5 separate regions of the Mus musculus genome follow, and regions 1, 2, 3 and 5 are each linked to region 4. The links are chromatin loops, found by intact Hi-C in ENCODE. Cell type or tissue: heart. All regions are shown on one strand. Region 1 overlaps Myom1 (myomesin 1). Region 2 overlaps Dlgap1 (DLG associated protein 1). Region 3 holds the start of Myl12a (myosin, light chain 12A, regulatory, non-sarcomeric). Region 4 holds the start of Lpin2 (lipin 2). Region 5 has its middle 49 kb from the start of Lpin2.

Evidence for each region. A loop is a pair of places that touch in the nucleus more often than their neighbours do. Peaks named below come from ENCODE experiments on the same cell type or tissue, not always from the same donor. Only the 100,000 strongest peaks of a DNase experiment are listed, where the experiment ranks them.
Region 1: it touches region 4 in a loop (2.3-fold over the local background); 12 of 42 quality-filtered maps call a loop at or near these places.
Region 2: a loop joins it to region 4, with 1.9 times the contacts of the local background. A loop is called at or near these places in 3 of 42 quality-filtered maps.
Region 3: it touches region 4 in a loop (2.6-fold over the local background); 14 of 42 quality-filtered maps call a loop at or near these places.
Region 5: a loop joins it to region 4, with 2.3 times the contacts of the local background. A loop is called at or near these places in 12 of 42 quality-filtered maps.

The regions. Positions count from the first base shown.
Region 1 is chr17:71,123,082-71,128,081 of GRCm38, reverse strand. It overlaps Myom1 (myomesin 1), which reads right to left. Exons shown (of 37, transcript NM_001083934.1): 37 at 1,226-2,006. The coding sequence ends at 1,713. Among named protein-coding and RNA genes, the nearest start is that of Lpin2, 58 kb to the left of the region's middle. In heart, no CTCF peak of the experiment used is centred here; DNase peaks (open chromatin) are centred at 441 and 2,391; H3K27ac peaks cover 484 bases.
Region 2 is chr17:70,752,230-70,757,229 of GRCm38, reverse strand. All of the region lies in intron 6 of Dlgap1 (DLG associated protein 1), which reads right to left. Among named protein-coding and RNA genes, the nearest start is that of Gm36746, 37 kb to the right of the region's middle. In heart, a CTCF peak has its summit at 2,102; DNase peaks (open chromatin) are centred at 1,359, 1,929 and 3,269; H3K4me3 peaks cover 1,507 bases; H3K27ac peaks cover 2,140 bases; H3K27me3 peaks cover 580 bases.
Region 3 is chr17:70,999,863-71,004,862 of GRCm38, reverse strand. It overlaps Myl12a (myosin, light chain 12A, regulatory, non-sarcomeric), which reads left to right and starts at 2,330. Exons shown (of 4, transcript NM_026064.2): 1 at 2,330-2,755. It also overlaps a transcript of Myom1 not described here. In heart, CTCF peaks have their summits at 580 (motif pointing left), 1,506 and 2,590; DNase peaks (open chromatin) are centred at 422 and 2,232; H3K4me3 peaks cover 3,964 bases; H3K27ac peaks cover 4,844 bases.
Region 4 is chr17:71,181,183-71,186,182 of GRCm38, reverse strand. It overlaps Lpin2 (lipin 2), which reads right to left and starts at 2,651. Exons shown (of 20, transcript NM_001357791.1): 1 at 2,439-2,651. In heart, no CTCF peak of the experiment used is centred here; DNase peaks (open chromatin) are centred at 1,292, 2,672 and 3,662; H3K4me3 peaks cover 3,141 bases; H3K27ac peaks cover 2,545 bases.
Region 5 is chr17:71,132,425-71,137,424 of GRCm38, reverse strand. No RefSeq gene overlaps it. Among named protein-coding and RNA genes, the nearest start is that of Lpin2, 49 kb to the left of the region's middle. In heart, no CTCF peak of the experiment used is centred here; DNase peaks (open chromatin) are centred at 2,114 and 2,804.

The DNA.
Region 1 (5,000 bases), 58 kb after region 4:
TGAGTTCTGCAGAGGGCTCAGGAGCCTCTATCTCAGCATGAGAGACTGCCTCTGCTGGACTCTTCTCAGGCTTCCTGGCAGGTATGCATCCAGTGGCCCGTTCCTTCTGGGTCTACTTGAGCCCAAGCAGCCTTTTGCTGAAGCAGGGAGAATTTGAACTATGTCTGGAAAGCGACCTTCAGCTGGGGTTCACTTGGTTTCCAGGAAATGCATTTATTAACTACACTAGAGTGTATATTTTTCCATACTGAAGGACTTGAAGCCTGCTAGTTTTGCAAAGAAATGAAGTTTACTTAGTTTAGAAGTGGAGCAGCCAAGATCAGGCAATCCCAGGCTTGGCTTTGGTGAGAGCCTCATGAGTCCTGTGGAAGTGAGGGCTGCCGTCACCAGAGAGGAAGCTGCCATCCAAGGAACAAGCCCTTCTCATGAACCAAGCTTCCTGTTACGAGAGCTCAGTGCCCCGCTCCTGCCTGGGTTCATCGCTGCAGCAGCTGACACTCAGCTGGATAGGGAAGGACCAACAGTCAGATTAGAGCCAACTTCAGCCCTGATCTTTTAAAAGCTCTATATACTTAGGAGCCATTTCTGCAGCATAGGGAAGACTGCTTGGTTCTTGGTGTCATAGTTTGAATGTGCCCCAGTGTTCACAACCAGGACTCATGTCTGCTGGTGTGGAGGAACGGGATCTTCAACAGGTATTTAACCAGGAAAGCAGGGGTGAATGTTGTCAGTGTGCACAGTAGACTGGTTTAGTTGCCTCTAGAGAGGGTTCCTGACAAAAGGCTGAGTTTGTATGCAACCTCCTCACTTCTGAGAGTTCACTCTTGCTTGTCTTCCTGGCATCACAGGGCAGCCAAAAAGTCCTTAAGATTCTGGCTCCCTATCCTTTCCAGATGCCAGAATTTTGATCTTGGATTTTGGTGCCTCCAGAACTTCAAAAAATTAATCTCTTTTCATTAGGTTTGGATGTTCTGTCATAATTAGTTGACACACTTCAATCAAAGACTACTCCATCTTAGTGATGGAGTATAGTGTACGTGATCAGATGTGCAATGTGAGTGTGACTTGGAATTCTGAGCCGTGGCTGACCACAGATGGCTTATCTGACCATGTCCAGAAGGAACTGCTTTTGCCCTAAGGGTGTAAACCAAAAGATGAGCTACAGAAATGATTAGGAGGAGGTGGAAAGGCCCCAACATGGTGAGGATCAGAGAGACACAAGGGGAAAGAGGAAAGGCAGGAGACTTTATTCACACTGGGGGAGGCCAGTTCACAAGGCTGCTATCAGAAATGCACCACCTCTACTAACAGGGACCCACCATACTCAAGCCTACAGGCACATGCCTCTATTTTGATAGAACATGAGGTATGGACACAATTCCTAAGAGCTTACAGGTAAAGCGTCACCGGCTTCCATGCTGGCCTCACTTCTGCTCTCGCTCAGCACTTCTCCAACATCCTCTGCCCTTCTTCCTTGAAATCATTTCCTAATGTTTTCTTACTACATAAATTGTAGATTAAAACCCTTAATGTGTTCTTCAATGGTGCCTCCTCATCTATAGGAATAAGAGATCTGATGACTTCCTCCTAAGCCAGCACAAAATGGAGCCACCAGGAGGATTTCATCGTCTGTAGCCCAATCCTTTTCACGACAGCAGCATGATGGGTGGCCAGCTGGTCCTGGCTCTCCTCAAAACTCCCCCAGTCTCTGCTCACTTGGACTTCTGGTTGCCCTTGGGAGGCTCCATTGCTCCCTTCCTCAACTCCTCCTCTGGGATGAACACACTAACGGTGAAGTCGCTGGTCTCCGAGCCATATTTGTTCTTCACCACCAGCCCGTACTTGCCGGAGTCTGCCGTGCTCACGCCTGAGATGGTGAAGAAGGCGGTTTTCCCGGCCTCAAACTTGAGGCTGCAGTGGTCGTCAGAGGTCAGTGGCTTCTCGTTTTTCAGCCAGGACACCTCAGGGGGCGGGTCACCCCACACATTGCAAGTGAGATTGAGTGCCTGCAAGACAGGATTATGGGAAGGGAGGTGATAAATCAGCTAGTTCTAATCCAACTCCATATCAGCAATAACTGCAAGGCCCCCAGGCTGGAGTTTAAATAGTTGCATAGTTTAAAGCTAGGCGCCCATGGCTATGCTCCGAATAAGGTGCAAAAAGCATCCATCCTCAGGGCGGGACTCTGGGACTCTGGAATGCTTGTCTGTGTCAGCACACCGAGGGGCATTCTTTTTTTTCATTCTCCATCTCCACTCTCTCCTCCATAAACACCCAGACACCTTTCACTCCCTTCGATGTGGGCCTCTGGGCTGCATCAGCCGAGAAATCTCACTCCCTCCTCGCCACCTGCTCAGCTAGGCGTTGCATTTGCGTCACGGGGCCCAGCAGTGGAATGGCAGCAGCTGCTGTACATCATCTAAGTAATTTCCCCATTCCATCTTCCTCATTTTCTTCAGCTCCCTGGGCCCTGCCAAACCTGTGCTGTGGCAGAGGCGCTTGGCCCAAATGCATCCTAAATAAAATATTTCCCGGCGTGTTGAAGCTCTTCTGAGACGCTGGCATTTGGGGCTGCAGTTTTACTTTGCCTGATTAAGAAAATGTAAGACTCTCGTGTGCAACTCTAAGGAGTACTGTAGAGGCTTCTGTTTAAGATTGTTCCATTCAATGGGGAGTGTTGTATACCCACCACCATGGTCGATATATTTTCCTCACCACAAGCTCTCGATGCTGTGCTCTCAAAGCCCCGTGAACCACCCCAGCCTCTCAACCTCGTTCCTTTTTAAAAATATATATCTTTTATTTTTGAGATTATAATATAATTGCTGAGATTATAACTTTATCATTCCCCCTCCCTCTCCTCCTCTGAACCTTCCCACACTCCCCTCCTTGCTCTTTCAAATTCATGGCCTCTTTTTTTTCATTAATTGTTGTTATATAAATATATGTATACATGCACACACACACATACATACGTATATATCCCTACATACAACAAATACAATGTTACTTGTATATGTGATTTCAGGACTGAATATTTGGTATTGGATAACCAGTTGGTTTTTTCTTCCCTGGGGAAGACTGTTTCTCTGGCTCTCAGCATTTCTAGCTGGGCCTCCTGGTCCTCTCCCTGTCCACTTTGGCAAGCCCATTGCTGTCTTTGTTCAGCTCACATTGGGGTGGGTGGGGTCAGTTCCTGATGTTAGTAGGAGACACAGTTGCACATAAACTCCCCATCCCCTGGCTCTTACTATCGATCCTTCTGCCCCCTCTTCTGCCTGATTCCCAGGCCTGGGGTATGGGAGCTGTGTTATAGATGAATTCACTGGGACTGAGTTCCACAGCTTTGTGTTTTGATTGTCAACACTGTTCTCAACCTCCAGCAGCCACTCCTCAATTTTCCATTCATAAGACATTGTCATTTCAAAATGTTATATAAACATGGTCTACAGTAAGCAAACTTCCCAAGCTGCTGCTTTGCCTGCACACAATTCCCTGCAGATCCACCTGCTGCTGAATCAGCCTCCTGGCTCTTTGCTGCTGACGAATGTGCCAGTATATGTGTGTGTCCCTGAGGGTCATGTGTACCGTTTCCAGTTTGGGGCGGTCATGAACAAAGTTACTATGACTAGAGCACAGGCTTTTCCATTTCTCTAGGGTAAATGCCCAGGGTTCAGTTGCTGGGCTGTATGATAAATATATGATTCATTTTTCTCCCTAGAATTTGCCAGGCTCTTTTGCTAAAAGCTGATGTAATTTTGGCTTACATCCCGCCAACAGCACATAAGTAATCCAGTCTCCCCACACCCTTCCTGCATTTGCCACTGTGCATTTCTGTTGTGTGTCACTTATCACTGGAGTTGAGGCGGGTTCATTGTAGTTCATGGTCTCTTTACCCACTCTCCATGGCTAGGGCTAAACGACATATTCTTGATTAGGAACGAAGTTGGCATTACTCAGAAAGGAGTGTTCTTTTAGATATCTTCCCAATAGATCTTACGTGATCACTTACTGCCTCTTCTGTGGGAGCACAGCTGGGTAGCTTACAGAACTTCCTTACATCTCATCATTAGTTAGCAAGTTTTAGAGACAGGCTGTGTAGCTCAAGCTTGACCTGGGATTCTCTCGCTTATAATGCTGGGTTTATAAGCATGTGCTGCCATGCTAGTTTAAATTAGCATTTTTACTGAACTACTCTCCATTTAAGAACGAGAAAAGTACAAGCTAGAGAAATGGCTCTGAGGGTAAAGATGCTTGCTGCCAAACTGGGTGACCCGAGTTCAATCCCCGAGTAACACACTGTGGAAGGAGTGACCCAAAACCTGTAAGTGCCGCTCTGACTTCCACACACGTACTATAGCACGTCCTCCAATAAAGGAATGCATGCGTGTATAATTTTTAAATGAGTCAAATCATTATCATTAAATATACCCGAACAGACCGGGTTCAGGTTTGGGAATCTGGGGATTACTTGGGGTAAAATGTAATTAAGTCAAACTGAAACTGCAAACATTGTAGGCAGGCATTGTGGAAGACGAGCATCCATCCTTGAGAGCTGAGCTGTGAACTGGAGTACTTTCCCATACATTCTCCCCTAATTGTCACTACTGCCCAGTGAGTTCACCCTCGTGGAGTGAGGAGAGCAGAGGAGACAGTTTAACAACAGAAACTGCTCTCAGAGGTTGAGCTGAAAGTCGACTATGGTATTTTCTACCTACAAAGAAATGTATTGCACAGAATCTACAGCCTTGCTTTGATACAGAAGCTCTGCCTGGCTTCCCACCCCCACCGCTGCAGCCACTGCTCTTCTGGGTAGGAAAAGGTTTTATTTCACTACGGGTCTCTCTGGACTCGCAAGATGTATATTAAACCTATTTTGATTGATGTGGGGTCTGGCTATGTAGCCAAAGGTGGCCTTGAGCTCTAGATTTCCCCATTGAGTCCTTAGATTACAGGCAAGGACCATTCTGCCCGGTTTACAGGTCAGAGAGCACAGCCAT
Region 2 (5,000 bases), 430 kb after region 4:
CCCTAAAACCACGTGGTGGAGAGAAAGAACCAGATCTTGCAAGTGGTACTCTGATCTTCCAATGCACACCAGATCGCACATATGAGATCACACAAGTGCATACAAAACAAACGAGAGAAATTAAAAGAACAAGACCTGCATGAGTCTGAGAGAGGGCTCGATCGTAAACACACCAGCTGCCAAGCTTCACAGCCTGAGTCGATCCCCAGAGACCCACATGGCAGAAGGTGACAACCGACTCTCAAAAGTTGTCCTCTGGCTTCCACATGCACATCGTGGCATGCATATGCCCATACACATACAAAATAAATAGATGCAGTTTTAATTAACAACAGCAACAACAAAAACATCAGGCTTAGTGGTTAATCCTGACACTAGAGTGGCAGGCAGATTTCTGTGAGCTTGATGCCTACATGATGTGTATGTGTGTGTGTGTGTGTGTGTGTGTGTGTGTGTAATATTACAAATAAACAAACAAAACAAATCTGTAAGATGTGTAGTCACACATTGTTCATACACAGAACAGAAGGACATTATTCTGTAGTGACGACTCATTTCCTGGGAAGGCGCACAAGCACAGATCAGACAATTTTCTTTCTTTCTTTAAAAGATTTATTTAAATTTATGCATATGATTTTTACCTCCCCCCCCGCCCCCCCCCCTGTGTATTCTGTCCACCACATGCATACCTGCTGCCTGTGGACCGGATCCCGTGCAGCTGGTGTCGGGATGGTCAAAAGCCCTCACGTAAGTGCTGGGAATGGAACACAGGTCCTCTGCAAGTGCTCTGGACCTCTGAGCCATCTCTCCAGCTGGCGGATCCCTGTGAGTTTGAGGCCAGCCTGGTCTACATAGCAAGTTCCAGGACAGCCAGGGCTATGTAGAAATCTTGCTGCAGTCTCAAAAAGGTCTGCCTTTAATCCTCAGAACTACCAAACAAACAAACAATTTTAAAAAGAGAAAATACCTAAGTATATATAAGTTCTAAAAAATTAACAAAACCTTGCAAAATCTCTGCCCAACAGAGTCCACATGGAAAAATTACTGCCCTATTTCAAAAATATTTACAGCTTCCCCCTTTTCAGGCCACCCAGAGAGATCCTGGTGGTTGGTGAGGCGCACTCGCTTGCCAGCCCACCTCTGGGAGGTACAGTGCACCCCACAGTAGTTAGTATGCATTCTGGCTCCTGGGAGGTGCCTGTGTGAGAATGACTTCCACTCAAGGCATCCTCCACGGAAAACACTTTTCCCTGTCACTGAATGGGGGGGGGGGGGGAAGCGGCTCTGAGCGAGCCGAGGAGGGAGGGGCCGGCAATAACTCTTGCAGTCATCCACACCCTCGCCAGTTGGTGATTACCAGGATCCCAGACACTTCCTAATGCCAGACAAACGCCCCAAGCCTCGGCATGTCTGGCTTGAAGATCTATTCAACTGATAGCCCCCGCCTTTTCGAGGGAGAGCCCCATTGCCCGGGCTAATCAAACAAAACATTGTTCTCAGAGGCAGGAAGAAAGGAAAGGCTTGTCTCTTGGACGCAATGTTTGGGATTCATATCTATATATAAAAACATAATACATATATATTCCCAACTAAAAGGTTGCTACAAAACTTGGAATTCCGGAGGCGTGGCTGGTTTGCACAGAGCGTGCACTGTATAGAAATCCCGGGAGGGGAGGAATCTGAAAGCTAAGTGCCATTAAAAGAAGGGGGTGGGGTGGGGGGAAGCCCCAGGCACTTGATGCCTGTAAAGGATGTAAGTCACAGCCACTCTATTAGACCTGCAACCAAACTAGACTCAGATCCGTCGCAGCTGCCCTCCAAATGTCAGCGTCAGTGTTGGGCAAAGCTTGAAACCCCACCAGGCTTCAGGAGAGCCATTCTCACCCACATTTTCCCCCGAGCACTCTTAGGAACCTGGCAACAGGTAACGTGGCAACCTTTGACTTCTAAAAGGCGAGTGGGATAATTTCAGGGAACAAACGGATTGTTTTTGAGCCAGCTGCATCTCGCCTAACTGCCCCCGCACCCAACCTCCTCCCTCCCAAGACAAAGTCTGGGAAAACAAACTTAAGTGCTGCAGGCTGTCCTGCTCTCTCGCACGCCCTGGTGGCCAACATCGGAACAACATGCACGTGTTCGGAACTCCGCGGCAGTTCCCGCTGGTAAGTTTTGTGGAAGTGTGCCGACCTGTCTCTGGTGCAGAGATGGAATCCATTCAAAATGTCCCCATTTTTGTTGTTGTTTTCGAGATATGGTAGATATTTAGCCTTGGCTGTCCTGGAACTCACTATGTAGACTAGGCTGCTTCTGTCTCCTGAGTGCGGAAATTAAAGGTAAACGCTAGCAGATCTACCTGTAGAGAGTCTTCACTTTTATTTAAGCACATTGACAATTATCCACGGAATGAAACCTCTGGACTCAGACGCCCCCCTCCTCCCCAGAATCAGTGAGGGAGAATACTGGGAACAGGGTCTGGTAAACATTGCAGGAGGCTCGGGCCTGTGATTTCTTCCTTTTGAGGCCGATGTGGGAAGACCAGGGTTCAAGACCAGCCTGGACTCCTTACTCAGGCTTTGTCTTGAAAAAGCATCAACAAAACGTGATTCCTGCTGTAATTACTCCCATTTTCCCTGTTTGTCTCGTATATTCCACATACAGACACCTTTTGGGTTTTGAAGCTTTCCCAGTCAGCCCTGCTGGGTTCCTGTGTTATAAGGATTACTGAAGATTTCCACACTGCCAGATCAGCTTCCCAGACTGCAGCTACACCCAGTAAAATGCCAGCGGCTGTGTTTTTAGGCTGTCTGATCCTCTTAGACACTGCCCTACCCCCTTTCCAATGTTGGGCAGAAATGGAGGCCCAGTCCCGAGTCGCTGTTAGCCCACAGGACCCAGCGCTTCCTGGCTCTGCATCTGGAAACGGTACACGGAAGCTTGAGAGGTTCAGATCAAAGTACCTGGTCCTCTCAGAAACTTTCATTAATTAACTAAATTAGAGGACACTGAAGAATGCTGGAGGTGTCTCTTCAGAAGGCGCGGGGTCCAGGGGTTAAGGTCTGAGCCCTGTAGTATAGACCTCCACGAAGCTTGACAATCAAATAATACTATAAGCCAAAACCAGCCCATGCCTGAAACCATGAGATGTTAGAGTTGTTTTTGCCCACATCGTGTAAGGGCAAAGGTTAAGGCCGGGGGGTCTGAGTAAGCTTGGTAGGGCCGCTGGCCTGTGTGAACCACACAGCCTTTCTAGAGCCAGGGAACCGTGTGTTGAAATCGGGAGGGACATTTCGGTCTTCAGGGTTACTAATTTCCCAGGCAGCGGGTGTTGTTCCCAGATGGGAATACGATCTCTTTAGCACTTCATCTCCCGGCTTTGCCAACAGGTGCTATTGAGTCAACTGTGCACACAGACGGCCGTCCTGGCACATTCATCACCAGGAAGATGTCATTGCCATTTGTTCCATGACTTTCTGGATTTTTTTCTACCCCTGACTCAGACACAGTCACTTCCTCTTACGCTTAGGGAATTGTTTTGTTTTTTTCTTTTTTCTTTTTTTCTTTTTCAGCATTTGTAATTGTGTGTTTTTCAAAATATGTCCCCGTCTGGCCTACAGGCCTTCCTGAGTTGAATGGACTGTTTACAGAAGAGAGAGATTCAGGGCCCAAGGTCAGGGTTACAGAATTATATAAGGCTTCCTGTTTGGGCAGCTGGTCTACCAAGCCCTCAGGGCAGACTGAGTTTTGACAAAAGCCGGCTGCCCGTTGGGTGTGGTGGCACATACCTGTAGCTCAGGAATATCAGAAGTTCAAGTGTTTGGTTTTGAACCCCTGGACAAGCAACTGAGGTGTATATATATCAAAGCAGACCTGGCCTCCAGGTTCTCCCAGCATCCCTCACTCCCTACCTGGCATACCCTGCTCCCATCATTGAATTTTCCAGTCCAGGGCTGGGCTGCCATTCCCTTAGTGGCTCCTTCCTATCTAATCCTGACGTTTGGGTCTCTCTCTTTCCTCTCCTTTTCCCTCTTTGTATGAGGACTCTTTCTCCCCTCCCCGTCTCCCCCCACCTCCAGAGCAGCTTCCCAAGAAACCGGCCTTTAATCTAATCTGATCTGTCTTGAATTGACTCATTTTTGAACACGCACAGACTTTTCTTTGCTATTCTCTATATACAGACAGTATAACAAGTATTTGCTTGGTGTATGTCCACATAATTCCTACCATGCAGGAGGCTGAGGCAGGGGAGATTGCAAATGGAAAGCCAGCCTGTGCTACAAGTTGAATATTTGTCTCAGAAAACTAACATTGGGTTGGTGAATACTTGTAAGCCCAGAACTTGGGAGGCTGAGGCAGGAGGATCTCTATGAGTTTGAGGTTTTTGCAGTCTATATAGCAAGTTCCAGGCCATCCCGAGTGAGGCTTATGGGTCTATATCAGTATTAGAGTATATATATACATACATACATACATATATATATATATATATATATATATATATATGTCTATTTCAGTAGTAGAGTGCTTAGCTGGTATTGGGCAGGTCCTGGGTTTGCTCTCTAGAACCACAAAATAAAAAAAAACAATATTTATAAAGCATTTGCAGTTAGAAAGAAATTGAATTTCTGTAAGAAGTAATCTCAAAATGGCTTATATTGCCGGATGTGCAACAGGCTACATGCAAATACTATACAAGAGACAGTAGCTGAATGTTCTAGTACACTAGGACACAGCACATGAGGGTGTTCTACAGTCAATGCTCCAAAGCTACCAAAGCTACTACATAGGCAGTTGTGGCCAGTTCTGTTGGCACTCGTCAAGTGCTGGCTAAGTTCAGCTACGACTAGTCAGCTTTTGCCACAGAGCTAGTACGTCGAACGCCAGTGTTGAGATGCTTGGATAGTCATCCATGCCTGAGGCCTGGGATTCTATTCTCATCAACATGAGGAACGTATCTCTACTCCTGTGCCTTATCCAGCTAACATCCTCCCTTGTCTGCCTGG
Region 3 (5,000 bases), 180 kb after region 4:
GAACTCAGGACCATCGGAAGAGCAGTCAGTGCTCTTACCCGCTGAGCCATCTCACCAGCTCTGAGAAATCTTCTTTTAAAGCAATAAGTGTCTTAGTTTGGGATTTATTGTGAAGAGACACCATGACCAAGGCAACTTTTATAAGGACAACATTTCATTGGGCTGGCTTACAGTTTCAGAGGTTCAGTCCATTATCATCAGGGCAGCGTCCCGGCAGACACTGTGCTGGAGGAGCCAAGAGTCTGGATCTGAAGGCGACCAGGAGAGGCTGTCCTCTGCGGTAGGAGACTGTCCTCTGCGGTAGCTAGAGGAGACTGCCTTTCCACATTAGGTGGAGCCTGAGCATAGGCGACACAAAGCCTACTCCAACAGTGATACACTTCCTCCAACAAGGCCACACCCACTCCAACTAGGTCTTACCTAATAGTGCCACTCACTCCCTGTGCCAATCGCATTCAAACCACCCACAGTAAGCAAGGAGCTGGAGAGGTAGCTTAGCAGTTAAGAGTACTGGCTGTTCTTGCAGAGGTTTTGGCTTCAATTCCCAGCACCCACATATATGGGATCTGATGCCCTCTTCTGGTGTGTAGATGTACATGCAGTTGAATATCCATATACACAAAAGAAATAACTGAAATTGTAAATGATCTCATTTCACCAGAAAGCCTTGTAAGGCGGGCTGGAGGGATATCAGAAAATTAGGCCTCAGGTCAACCCAGGGACTTGCTCTCCGAGTTACACAGCTTGCTAAAGGAAAGATATGGGGCAGAACCCAAACTGTCAAACTTGGAGTAAAAAGGACTCACCTGCTGTTTCATGAAGAGTTCTGTTAGGTTACAAAAGAACAGGCTCGTAGATGTCAGAGGCCTTCAGAAGTGGGTGTAGTCATTAGAACTTCATATCAGACATTACACTATGCAGACTTCCTTTTCCACCTTGATTTGATATGTCCATGGTTATCTATGGCAATGAATACAGGGTGAACAGAAACCAATTTCATATGAGCTGGGTTCTTTGCCCCTCCAGAGGACCTGACACACTTCTCTCTCCTCTTTCCTCTATCAACTCCTAGAATCGGCACAATTGCCCTCTGGGACATCTTCCACTAGTCCCCAGGTAGGTTTATTTGCTCTTCTGTAACTTATTCATATTTGTTTCCTTGTAGATCTCCGCCCTTTCTCTTCCATCCCACAACCCAGTCCCGAGGTAGCAACTGTTCATTTTAAAACAGGCAAGCCAGAGCCTTCCCCCTCCTCCCACAGCACTTACCAGTCTAAACCTATTGATTCATTTGGCAAGGACATATCAGGCAGCTCCTAGAGAAGCAACAAGGTCCCGTTTTCCAGCTGAGGTGGGACGGATAATGCCCATCCTGAAAAGGGGTTTTGGTGTTCTCCTTCTGGACAGGGAGCTGAGGAAGGCCTAAGCTTTCCAGGGTGACAGGCCACCTCCTCGTAGAGGCATTAGGGCATTGCTGCACTGCCTCAGAATCCACGGTCTCTGACTGCTCAGACCTCTGAGTTTGTACTGTCATAGCCAGCCACCAGCTGTGTCCCCAGTCTTCCTTAAAAGTCATGTTGGGCCCCTTAAAGTCCCTGAAGATGAAGAACACACTCTTAAAGACCTTGGTGTAGGGAGCTGGAGATGAAGTACCCAGTTATTTGTATTTGTACAAGTATCAAAGGGAGAAAAATTTTGTTTCTGACATCTGTAGGATTAGGACATTTTCCCCCTCAGCGGCTCTGCTTTTGAGTTAACTTCAAACCATATCACTGATTAATGGGAGGAATGTTTCTTGAAGAAAACATCCAGTCTTGGGGATACGAATCCCGCCAGGCTCGTAATAATCTCTCTTCCTTTAAATAAGAACTATTGTTAGCAGCTGCTCCACGCAAGGAGACCCGGCGGGTAAATTGGTCCAGCACTTTATTCCAATTACATCATTCACCCTCGAGCGACATAGGTGGAGCAAGCAGGAGTCACCATCAGGGTAAAGGGGGACTCTTGTAGAAAGTTCCAGAGAACGTTTGGGAAGAGGGCAATCGATATTGAATTCATGAACTCTTAAGTGGACCAAAGAGACAGCGCGGCGGCGGCCCTGAAACTTCAGTGTTTCCTCCCGCGTGGGAAGCGTGAAGAACTCCATAAAAAACTCCCACGCTGCCCAGACCCAGAGGCGCTGACCTAGACAGTGAGTCACCCTAGCTTCCTGCGCAGGCGCGCTCCAGCTGCGGGGCGAGGGGAGGCCCCGGGCTCTGGGGGGCGGGGCCAGGGCCAGTCACGTGACGTCCGCGGCCCGGCTCCTCAATTGCCCTAAAAGGACTTAGACGGGGGTCCCCGCCTCTCGCCGCGCTCTGGAATGCGGGCAGAGGGAGAGCTCCGGGCCAGGCGCAACCATCTGCTGACAGGGGGGAGGGCGCAGAATCACAATTCTAAAAGAGACGGGAGAAAGAGGAAGAGCCGGTGATTAGACCGAGAGACCCTCCACAGGATTCTTTAAGCCCTACTCCGCGTCCCGGACTCCCCGTCGGCGCCCCACGCCTGCCATCCGCTCTGTCACCTTCCCCGAGGCGCCCCCTCCCGTCCGGGCTGGCGCACCGAGGCGAAGGAGCATGGCCGCTAGGCTTCCTTCCGGTTCGCGAGCGGAGGCCGGAAGTGGCCGTACTGCGGAGTCTGGAAAGTTAGAAAGTCTGGGAGGGCGGCAGCGGCGGAGCTTCGCGGAGACGCTCACTCTCGGTTCTCGCGGCTGAGCAGGGTGAGTGGTGCTGGCCGCGGCGCGGGGCGGGGGCGGCTCGGTCCGGCCCGGGAAGGTGTCCCCGCGGGGCGGCGGGGACCGGCGGGAGCCGCGGCTCGGGGAGCGTACCTGGGCATGTGTGCGCGAGCCGGGGGAGAGCTGGAGCGAGCTGGGGGCGGCCGGGGCGCAGACCCCGCTCTGCTTCCCACACTAGGAACTTGGGAAATGTTGCTTAGCTCGCCGGCGCCGCGCGCCTTGGATCCTTGCCTCCCCGCGAAACCAGAGAGCCCCAGAGAGCTGACTCCGGAGCTCTGTTGAGTTGCTAACGTAAACTTGCCGGGATCGAGGAGGGAGTGTGCGGATAAAACCGTAAGATAGCACCGCCACCCTCGGCAACTGTCGTCGCAGCTGCGCGGCTATGTGTAGTAGCAAGACCCTGTTCAGATATACAACTCTAGTGTGCGCCCCTCTAAGTAAAACTTTTTTAAAGCGGTATTTGAACAGAGAGGAGATTTAGAGCTTCTTTTGCCTGTCGAGGGGGCTAAGTCGACTCTACAGAGGAGTGTTATTAAGAGTCTTTCAGTAGGCGTATAAACTATATTATAGATCTTTAGAGATCTTTTAAGATTTTAACATCTGAAGTGCAGACGTTGTATCAAAAGGTGACGAAAGCGAATCTTCACTAAAATTGCTGATATTTTCTTTTTTTTCTGGATGGCCTTTGATGAGGATTAATTAGAAAGGTATTTTGTCTTCAAAAGTGAGGTGTAGTTGACAAGTCGATCCTGGCGACTAATGACTTTTAAAAGGTGCTCAAAACTTTTTTTGGGTGTGGCTGTGGGAAGATCCAAGCTGACTGTCAACCGGAAGTGTGCCTAAGAAATAAAGACTTGGTTTTCCTTGAAACTGAAATACCAACTTTTAAAAACTGAGTCTATCCCCTCCCCCACATCTCATCTAGTAAGAAATGCACTGATTAAATAATAGAGATTTGATCTGGACTTCGAAGCAGGCCAAATACCTGAGGTTTTGAAATGGGAGTATTTGGAAGGATATATTTACTAGTTTTAAGAGAGCTTTTTTATTAAAAGGTATTAACTAAGTATGCTTAGTTTAGATGTTCTGTTAAGAATTTCTATCTTTTACATCTATTACAAGTTTAGGCACGTGAGATTCTATTTAATTTAGGCAATCTCATGTATATCTTTGTATGGCTTAGTCCTACTTAAGAAGTTTCATAGTCTGCTCTTTTGTTGTTGTTGTTAATTTGTTTGTTAGTTTGGGTAGGGTCTCCTTTTAGTCCATGCTGGCCTGGAACTTAAGATGGTCTTCCTACTTCCAGGGCTAGGATTATAAATCCAGTTACCAGCCATCACACCAGCTTTAGCGTTTTCAAAACTTAAGTACCAACGTTTCTATAAAGTCTACATTTCTAAAGATTCTGTAAAATCTGGTTGCCCTTGGCATGTGGAGAAAGCCTCTCCAGGACTGTCTTCACAGTCTGATGTCTTCCTTAAGCATGAGGCTGTCGCTTATTCTTGGGGGGGGGGGGGGTAGCTCAGTGGCAGAGTGCATACCTAGCATACATGAGGCAGAACTGCAAACAACCCACACCATACACCATGCATGGCTACAGCACTGTCTTGGTTTAAAACAAGGTTATACTCATTGCCATCTGTGAATAGAAACTACCTTGACCACCCTTGCCCTCCCTTCTCTGTTGATGATCTGAAACTTTCTGCTGTTTTCTAGAAGGCCAGCCAGCCAGTCTCATACCAAAGATCTTTCACAAAGCCTTCAAAGTGAGGTTCTCAGGTGATCCTGCCGTAAACCCTAACAAATATTTGCAGTTTTATTCTGCTCTTTTTAAACTAACTTGAGGATTATTTTACAGCTTCACATTTTTAGAACTACAGCAAAGAGACCAGCGCCACTCTCAAAGATTCCCTCTGACGTCACCGTGCTCCTTTACCTGAGCTTGGACAGAGAGATTAGAGTTTCTCTTGCCTGTCGAGGGGGCTCAGTCGACTCTACAGAGGAGTGTTATTAAGAGTCTTTCAGTAGGCGTATAAAATATATTAGAGATCTTTAGAGATCTTTTAAGATTTTAACATCTGAAGTGCAAAAGTTGTATCCAAAGGTACGAAAGCGAATCTCCACTAAAATTTTGGATATTTTCTTTTCTCTCGCGTTTGTAGGTTGGTGTTGTTTGGGTAGGTGGGTATTTGGCTGTGTCATGGCTGTGAAGCTCCAGGTTTCTGTGTGG
Region 4 (5,000 bases):
TAGAGTACTTGCCTAGCATGCACAAAGCCCTGAGTTCAAGTCTCAGAACTTCCTCAACCAATTATGGTGGCACACAATACAGAGTAAGTTCAAGACCTGAACTATCTGAATGAGACTGTCTCAAAAACATAAAAACTTTATTATCAAGACATCATCAGAGTGTTATCACTGCAGGGTATATCTTCCAGCTATTCCAATTTTTTTAAAGAATTATTTATCTTATATATATGAGTACACTGTAGCTGTCTTCAGACACACCAAAAGAGGGCGTCAGATCCCGTTACAGATGGTTGTGAACCACTATGTGGTTGCTGGGAATTGAACTCAGGACCTCTGGAAGAGCAGTCAATGCTCTTAACTACAGAGCCATCTCTCCAGCCCCCATTCCAATGTTTTAATGAGACATTGTTTACACTGGATTCTGACAACTGAAGGCCCGACTACAAAGCTATAAGCTATTTTGCCATGAAGGTGACAGGTCCTAGGACCCTGAACCTAAGCCAAAAGTATTAATTTACTTAGCAATGAAGGGAGTCAGACACAGCTAAAGCAAAGTTGCAAATCAACTCCTGCAACCCTGCTGACCAGCTGATTGAGAGGGTACACTTCCTACAGCCCCACCCCTAAACAAAGTGACAACAGGCCCTGGGGACAGACAGAGGATTTCAAAGACAAGACACATAGGCTTAACTTAGACTTAAGATCTTGCCCACAGGCTGCTGAACACCTAAGGGAGGCACCAGTGCACCTCCCAGCAAGAAGGGTTCCAACTCATTGTCCCACTTCTGAAGTATATTATGCACACCATCAGAGAGGATAGCTGCAGTGACCTATACTATATTTAAGTCCAATATTAATATTTAAACACAACAAAATGTCCACCGTAATGTTCACTGGCCTAACCTTTGACCACCTCTGACCCGTGATAGCACCAAGATTATCCCATCCAAGGCATACCATACAAGAAAATTTGATGATTTCATTTCATTCCACTGGCTCCCAGTGACCTACAAGGACAAACTGCTTGCAGCTTCTTCTCTTCACTCAAGAAGCCCCAACCAAAGCTCTTCTAAAAGCCAGCCTCTGTGCTTAGTAATAAACAGCTATTGGAGTCTTGCCTGCGGGGATCCTGTGCCCAGTGCAGGGGATAGTCCAGTCAGTAAACCAAAACGCACAAGGCTAAGCAAGGAGAACAAGCATACAGCCATTCAAGAAACAAAGCTCCGACCTTTATCCCTTTATCTGCTTAACTGCACTTGGCGTTCAAGGGTTTTCAAATGCTCCCATTTCCAGAGCCTCTTAAGCATACAGCTGCTCTGCCGAATCTCAATTTTGCCACAAACGCGAAAGTAGACCCAGCCATTTCATTTCTAGCATGCTACAGCTATTCTGCTACTACCTCGAACTTGAAGATCGCTGGGGCCGATAAACCACAATCAAGAACACATTTAACTAGGAGGAAGCCCGTAGGAGGCTACCCACGGGCAATGTGAGAGGGCACACCGGGCAGGGCAGCCCAACGAGGGCTAAAACACCTGTTTCCTCCCACACTTGGTGGCTGGCTGGGTTGCTAACCCAGTCTAGCAATACCTGCCACGATTCGTAGTTTTAAGCCAGTGAAAGCAATCAATGTCGGATCAACACAGACACTAACCGGCAAATGATCCCAAAATAGATTTCAAAATTCAACTTGTGTTATCATAACGTTTTAAATTAGTGAGGCGAGGTTCGGTACCAACTTAACCAGCATCCCTACTGCTGGGCAAATGAGCTTCAGCGCCATGCAAGAGCCTCAGTTTCCATTTTTAATTTTTTTTTAAGTCTCAAAGATGCATTAAAATAAGTGTGTGGCCGCTTGTTCAGTAATCCCTCAGTGCCTCTCCAAGTATCCTGCGTTCCAGTACTTTCTGAAAGCGAGGGCGATCTTCCTAGTCTTGTTCTGCATAATTATGGCTCCGAAACGCCATCCTAAATTTGAATGAAAATAATTTTCTTAGGCTGGGGTGGATCCGCGGCGCTCAAAACTGGGCCTCAGAGCTCCGGTTCCCACAGCCGACAGAACCTTCCAGGGCCCCGGGGGTCGCCGGCAACAGGCTACTCACATCTAAACCAGGTCCGCGGCCTGCAGGAGGCGGCGGCGACGGCGACGGCGGCGGCGGGCAAGCCAACGGCCTGAGGGAATAACTGCACCTCGCCAGTCCCGGCCGGGGGATGACCGCGACCGCGCGCCGGCGTCCGCTCCCCTCCCCCAGGCCCGGGGCTGCGGTCCCCGGGCGCGCCGCCCGCGGCTCGGAGGACCGCTGCCGACGTGAGGGTCTCCGCAGACGCCCGCGCGTCCTCAGGCGGCGCGGCCGCGGCTACGTGGCCCACGCGAGGCGAGGCCGCGAGCGGGGACGCGGCCCCCCGGGAAGCCCCGGCGCTGTCTCCGGCCCGCTTACCTGCGGCACCGCGCGCGGCTCTCACTCGGCGGACTGTTGTGCAGCCCCGCAGGGATGCCCCAAGAAGCGGGGGAGCAGGGGGCGGGGCCGCCGCCTCCGAAGCCGCGGGCTACAGCGGAGCCCGCCGGGCCTCATGAATGGGACGCGGCGGCGGCAGCAGCGGCGGCGGCGGCCGAGCTGGCGGTAGACTGCGCGCACGCCCCGCCCCGGCCCGGCCACGTGACGCGAGCTCCGCCCCCGCCGGCCGCGCGCCTGGAGCCCTGGGCCCCTCCGGGGAGAGAGCAGCTCGACGCCGGCGCCGGCCTCAGAAGGGCGCTTTAAAAAAAAGTTTCCTCCGGTCCCCATGGCAACCTTGCGGCGCTGCGTCGGGCTTCAGAGTCCAGCTACCAAAAAAGAGTGCAAACGGTCTGCTGCATAATGGTGTCCCCGCGTAACGCGAGTGCACCATCATGGGATCACTGCAGAACCCGTATCTTTCCTTATTTACCCTTGGAGCTCGGTGATAACACCGCCTACTTAAAAAGTGCACTTTAACGGCTGCAGCTGCGAGTGTTAGTGACGGCGGCTGTTTTTCGTCTTGTATATCTGCAGCTGGTTCTTTCGATGGAAGGCCATGGCATCACTTCTAAATGCTTGTTAATTTCTTCGTGCTCACCGCGAGCATGAACAGTGTGACACAGTCTTCCGGCCGCTGAGCCATGCATTTATACAAACTCTCTCCGGTATGGGCCTGGGCACAGCAGTTTCTTTGCAACAATGAAGCGCGGTGAGCATAGTCTGTGCTGGGACCCGGGAAACCTTTCGTTTCCCTGCCTAAGTACCGCCGTGTGGAATTCAACCAGATTGCCTCAGTAGTTACCAAGGTCCACAGAGACACCCAAACCTACTGGGATTTTTCACTTCAGCGTGGCTCTTCATCTGATCTACCAGTGAAAGAAATGTTTTCAAGGTTGAAAGTTTCCCGTAAATGCTCGAGAAATACTACTCCTCCGCTGTGGGGAAGTGCAATTAAACCCAGAGAACCCAGTCCTCAATCCCCAAGTCAATGCACTGGGAACAGCTACACCTTCATTCCCATTGGGAGCCCAATGTAGCTTGCAGCCCAGACTGTAGAACACGCTGTTACTGTTTGTTCTCTAGCTTCTCATTCTTGACTTTTCCTGTTTCTCTCGGGATAGTTTCATTACCTCCTACCTTGGGAGGGAAATATTCTCACGCTTCCTTCCTCTCATCATGCAGAAAGCAGCAGACAACCCGCCCTTCCTCTGTCACCGCCCCCTCTGGGCTTTGACACCTTACTCAGAAGGATTGGTTCATGTTTATAGTATTTTCCTCATTCTCTAGTGGCTGCCTGCTTCATGCTACTACTGAGGCAGAAGAGGAACTAATTAAATATTTGTTGACTGTTCCTCGACTTCCCCCAGCTGATACCTGTAAAGTTGGGGCACACCCAACTCCCATCTGCTTCACTGCCCAGAGTCTTTCCTCACCTTCTGACCCTACCACCTTCCAGTTTCATGGCCAAGAACCTTCCCCCACCAATCATCGGTCTGCTAGTCTAGATGTATCTTTCATTTCAAAGAGAGAAGACCTTGTTGCCCCTAATGTAGTTTGGCCCGAGATGTTTTGACTCTAGAGTTGCAAGCTGTCTTGATGTTTTGTTTAAGAATATCTTTCTGTGTCCTTTCGGGGTTTCCCCACCGTGCACTGCAGCCTCTCCTTACAAGCCATGGAACGGCATATTCTTTTGTTTGTTTGTTTGTTTTTGTTTTTATTTTTAATAATTCTTATTTTTGAAATTAGGATATAATTACAGCATTTCACCTTCCTTTTCCTTCCTCCAACCCATCTCATGCATTCCTTGCTCTCGCTCATATTCATGGCCTCTATTTTTTCATTGCTTATACATACATTCATAGATATATAAATCAGCCTGCTCATAACATAAACACATACATGTTAATTGTATGTATATTATTTCAGGACTGATCATTTTGTACTGGATAACTAATTGGGGTGTCTCTTCCCTAGAGAAGACTATTTCTCCCACTCAGAATTACTTAATTGTCTGCAGTTCTTTGTCTAGGGGTGGGGTCCCCTAAGAATTCTCCATTCCATATTAATATGCCTATTGGTATGGTTCTTGTTCAGGTCTTGAAACAGCCAAGTTGAGGCTTCGTGGGTATAGCTTCCTTGACATTTCTGAGACAAAAATCTCATAGCAAACTTCCTGTTCCCTCTGTCTCTTACAATCGGTCTGCCTCCTCTTCTTCCACATGATTCCTGATCCTTGGGAGCAGGATTTCTGTGGTAGATATATTGGTTGGGGCTAGTGATGGGCCAGCCTGACTCCATCTGAGTGATGGAAGCCATTTTACTATAAGGTCAGAAGAAGTTCAGTTCTGTTTGCTGAAATTTTCATGATTTTTTTTTCTTTACAGCTGAGTAATATTCCATAGTCTTATCTGTAGCACATTTTCACAGCTGAGCAATATTCCATAGTCTATCTGTGGCACGTTTTCATTAGTCTTTCATCAGTAGAAGAACAGTCAGGTTGTTTCC
Region 5 (5,000 bases), 49 kb after region 4:
TGGTATGTGTGTGTGTGGGCCATGGTGTGTGTGTGTGTATGGACCATGGTAGGTGTGTGGACGTCAGAGGACAACTCTGTGGAGTCAGGTCTCTCCTTCCACCTTTGCGTGGGTTCCGGGACTGGAAGTCAGATTGTTGGGGTCAAAACTGGGTGATCAGGGCTTACGCTGGAGAGAACCAGCTTCCTCCTAAATCAAACCAGCCCCCCTCCAGCCGGGAAGCTCCTTAAAAAGGAAGGTAAACAACTCAAAATATCTTCAGGAAGTCCCTTAAAATGGTCAGATTCACTAGGCCCCTCCCTGCCGGAGTAACCTGCAAAGTAGCTGAGCTGCCCAGACTCCGACAAACTGGGCTTGGAAGAACGCTCCAAGACTAGAACAGCAGCTCGAAAGAGGCAGAGAGCAGCCTCGCCATCTGGAAGATGTCTAGAGCAACTGAGGTACCAGGAGATGTCCCTCCTCATCGTGTTGAGCAGTAGATAAGGCTGTGTGCTGCGCTGCAGGCTCCCAGCTTTGTGAGGTGTTAACCAGGCTGGGGTGTGGGCTTTGGTGATGCAGCTGTCTTGGAGTCATTTCTGCTCCTATGAGGAACTCGTCACCCATGCCTTTATTAAGTAATCCCTAAAACTCATTGGGTCACCAAATTGGACTTTGGTGGTATCAGGGATGTGCTGTGAGCTCCCTGTCCAGGGTGAGTAGACCTGTGTGCTGCATCTCCCCCAGGAAGTTTGTCATGCCAAGCACCTTGACTTACTGAACCACCGACAGTCCCTATATAAAGTATTTTGGAGCCAATGGAAGTAAATGCGTTCTGATCCACCCTTCCCCCACCCGTTGTATTTAAAAGGTGTTCCCAGCATTTGACCCTTGTTGTGAATGATGTCTTTATAGCCAACTTCCTGTGTTGACAAGAGACACAGTGCATTTCTGCTTCTGTGGCTACTGGAGAGGCAAGAAGCAGTTTCAAATGTTTCGTTTAAAGCATTTATGCAATATTTTTTAAAATTCAAGATCCCTAGTTTTAACTTACTTATAGCTCTATAGTAAACAACTATAATATAGTATTATAATAAAACAATATGCAATTATATCCATATACTATCTCTATGTAACAAAAACTCAGCTTTACATAATAAACAATACAGAAATAATAACATATAATCGTATCTCTACAATATACCACTGTAGTTATTGTTTAGTGAGTGAGATTTTGTTTGCATATTTTAACTTCTAGACTTTTGTCTTATTTTGCTTTAAGTGATTAATTAACAAAGATCTGATCATTTACTGGATACTCTGGCCTTGGGGTGATGCGTTTTCCTCTTTTAGTTTTGAATTAACAAAGTGGAATGGACAGACTGGCTGGCTCTGTGCACCGCTGTGCCAACGGTCCAGCTACTTCTGCTTCTTAAATGTTGCTTGCATGCTGCCCACTCGAACCCTGTCAGATATCCCAGAAATGTCCTCCATAGGGTAAAATGACTCTTTGCATGATTGGATTTTTAAATGGTTTCATGATTTTTATTTTTAATGGGGTGGTGGTGGGGCACATGTGTGTGTTGGTACCTTTAGAGGTCAGAGAAGGTGTCCAATCCCCTGGAGCTGGAGTCCTAGGGTTTCTGGCAGTTGTGAGCCTCCTGACAGGGGTGCTAGAAACTTAACTTGAGTCCTCTGGAAAAGCAGTAAGCAAGGGCTCTTAACCAGTGAGCCATGGGTAGAAAACTTTTCCATTCCTACAGACAAACTTGCTTATTCTTACACCTCTGCTTACAGCTTTTCTGACTTCGGACACTTATATTTAAAGACATAACTTTTATTAAAACATGGCTTTTAAAGTGCTCAGCAAGCTTTTAGAAATGCTAATGACCATAATGTGGCCTTGTCAAGAAACTATATTAAATGTAATGAGCCTTAAGAAATATCAAATTAAGGAGTATTCTAATTGAATAATGATTAAATGCAGTAGACTAGTTCTTCACAGGCATGATGTTCATGTGACTAGGCCAGGACTTTGTTCCGTCTTTTCTTCTTTTTTTTTTTTCCCCCATCACCACACAATGCTAGACACTTGTGAGGAACTGGGTCCGGACGCACTAGAAGAAACAGTTCTGCACCCGGAGGCACTTCCTTGATTTTCAGCAGCGTGTGTGCAGAGGTCAAAGCCATTAGTAACTTTCCACTTACATTGGGCAGCAGCCTTGCTGGATGTCAGGGCTTTTCAACTTCATGCTGAGGGCTCTGTGAAGATGGCCAATATTAGCTGTGAACTCTGTAACTACTTACTAAATGAGGAAATGATAAAGACATATATGACAAAGTGACAGTGACATAGAGGTAATCGCTTTCCTCTTCAGCTTGGAGGCCATTGGGTGCTGGATTTCATTGGTACCATCAGTCTCCTCTTTATTCTGTGACTCACAAACTGGCAGACTCTGAAAAGGATGAGTTCAGCTTTGCTGGTTCAAGTGTAGCTAGGAGCCACTTCACTTCTCCTTCTGCAGATTTCTCTTCCGTGAAATAAAATACTGAGCCCTCCTCTTGGTATCAGGGGTCCTTGGTTTGGGTTGCGTAGAGGGACACTTCTTGTGTGACTTTCTGGTGAATGGAACTGTACAGTTCAGAAGTAAAGGAACAGGACATGTCTGTGTTGGCAGATGGCAGCGAGCATGGATGCTTTCCAGGCCTGGTGACCCAACAGGGAATGCTAAGCTGTGGAGAGCAATGGGGAGTGGAAGGGCTGTGTGGATGGACTGTGTACATGGGCTACATGGACAGGCTGCATGCATGGGCTGCATGCATGAGCTACATACATGAGCTGTAGCTGGCAATGGAGAGCTGCTTGTGGAAGGCTTTTGGTGGGCAGGACCAGAACACTGTTGAGATAGCCAATATTAGCTCAGAGCCATCAGATAAAGGACACAAAACACTACAAGGGACATAACTGGCTTCTGGGAGGAAATCCTTGAGTTCTGTTTGTCCCAGTGACATGGAACTTTTATTCCTGGCTTAGACAGAGCAAGGCCTTTGAGATGATCCAAAGCTGGTTGTTTTTTGTGCTGCTGGGGATTAAACCTAGGGTCTGATGCCTACTAGATGAATATTTTACTATGCAGTGACACCCCCAATCTTTTCAAACCTCTAAAAATGTAGTCCTTTCCTTTTCTTCAAGGTGCAAATATCTGTTCTCAGAGGTGGAGTCCGGGGACTAGAGAGATGCTCAGTGGGTAAGAACAATGATTGCAAAACCATGAGATCCAAGGTTTGAATCCCTAGCATCCGGGTAAAAGACCAAGCATGGTTGTGTGCACTAGTAACCCATCAAGCATGGTTGTGTGCACAAGTAATCACCCATCATGGGATGAGAGAAGCAGAGGCAGGTTGATGGCAGTAAATACTTAGAAGTAATCAAAGCATACAGTTTGTGCTAATGACAGCGCAGTGTTATTAGTTATTAGCCTGGTGTGTAGATGTCAGGTAGAACTTGAAGCAACAGAGCAGTATAGAAATTCCAGAGTCATGGCTGGGGGAACTTATTTTCAACCCAGCAACTGTGGTTAAAAAAAAAATCTGTCCAAGGATGAGGGGCTTTGATTTGGGGGTGCACAGTAACAGAATTCAGAGTTCCTGGTGTCTTCACTGTCTTTTAGTTGTTCTTCGACACCAGCCTCTGCAGCCATGACACACTGTCCCCCCATTGCCTTCTCCTCACACATCTCGCATCATCTTAGGGTTAGCGTCTAAAATGTCTGTTTGTTTCCATAGGCACACATGTACAATTGCAGGTTCACATGCTTTTGCCAGCTGGTTTTGGGGGTCCCTTGACTCTGCCCTCTGAGGATGGATTTACAATCAGACAGCTACAGCTACACGCCACCCGTGTGAGTTCTTAGAGACTCATGCCCCAGTCCTCAACCACTGAGCTGTCTCTCCAGGCCCTAAAAGCATAGTTTTTAGTAAACGTCATATGTTTGCCATCTTGCTACCCTCCACACGCCCTCTCCTTCAACCTCTAAATGGTCTCCTAGCAGCTGCAGAGCCCTCCTGCCGGTTGTTCTTGCATATAGGTAGGCAACACCTCCTGATCAATTCTCTCTCTTAGCATTCTGCTATCCCCAGACTGGACTTCCTCATTTCACTTCCGAAATATGTTTCCAGCCCGGGCATCATCCTCTTCTCTCGGGTCGCCATAGTGGCCTCCGAGTTAGCCCTGACCAAGGAAGAATTGACTTCCCAAAGGTTCAGGTGGAGGGGTGGAGAGGGGACTGTCACTGACACTGGAGAAGCCTGGTTCTGCTATAGGTTGACACGCTTGGGTGCTGGTCCTCGATGCCGGGCCAGATGAGATGCACCAGGAGTCAGAGAAGGGACATGGGAAGAACTGTTCTGTAGTTAGCCAAGTATTTACACTTCCATAATGTCCACTCGGTGGATATGAACTCCCACCTGGTGCCATCTGTCTCTGTCAAAGGACCTTTCTTTACCATTTCCTGCAGCACAGATCTGTGGGTGGTAGATCTCTCAGCTTTCATTGGACAGGGAAAGTCCATTTTACCAATGCTTAATGGCACCTGAAAATGTTGCATGTTCTTTTTAGAATATAATCTCTGTTCCCCACAGACATCAGGGACCACCCTCAACTAAGATTTTCATGATCACGTTTCAGCTGTGCTCTTTTTTATCAACAACTTTGTTTTTTATCTAGACCTTTATTTTACGAGTTTTAAAGATAATTTCTAAAACTTTTGCTTGTGAAATATTTAATTTTAAAAATACACATTATAATTTATTAACTATTGCCTGTGTAAGTCTCTTTCTGAATAAACAATAAATGGTTGAAAAACAAAAGTCCCTTTTACTTTCATTTTGTATAATATTTATAACAGATGTGTGTGTGTATGTGGGTGGGTAGGTGTGGGTGGTAGTGTGAATGAAAATGGCCCCTATAGGCTCATAGGAAGTGGCACCATTAGGAGGTGTGGCCTTATTGGAGTGGGAGTGGC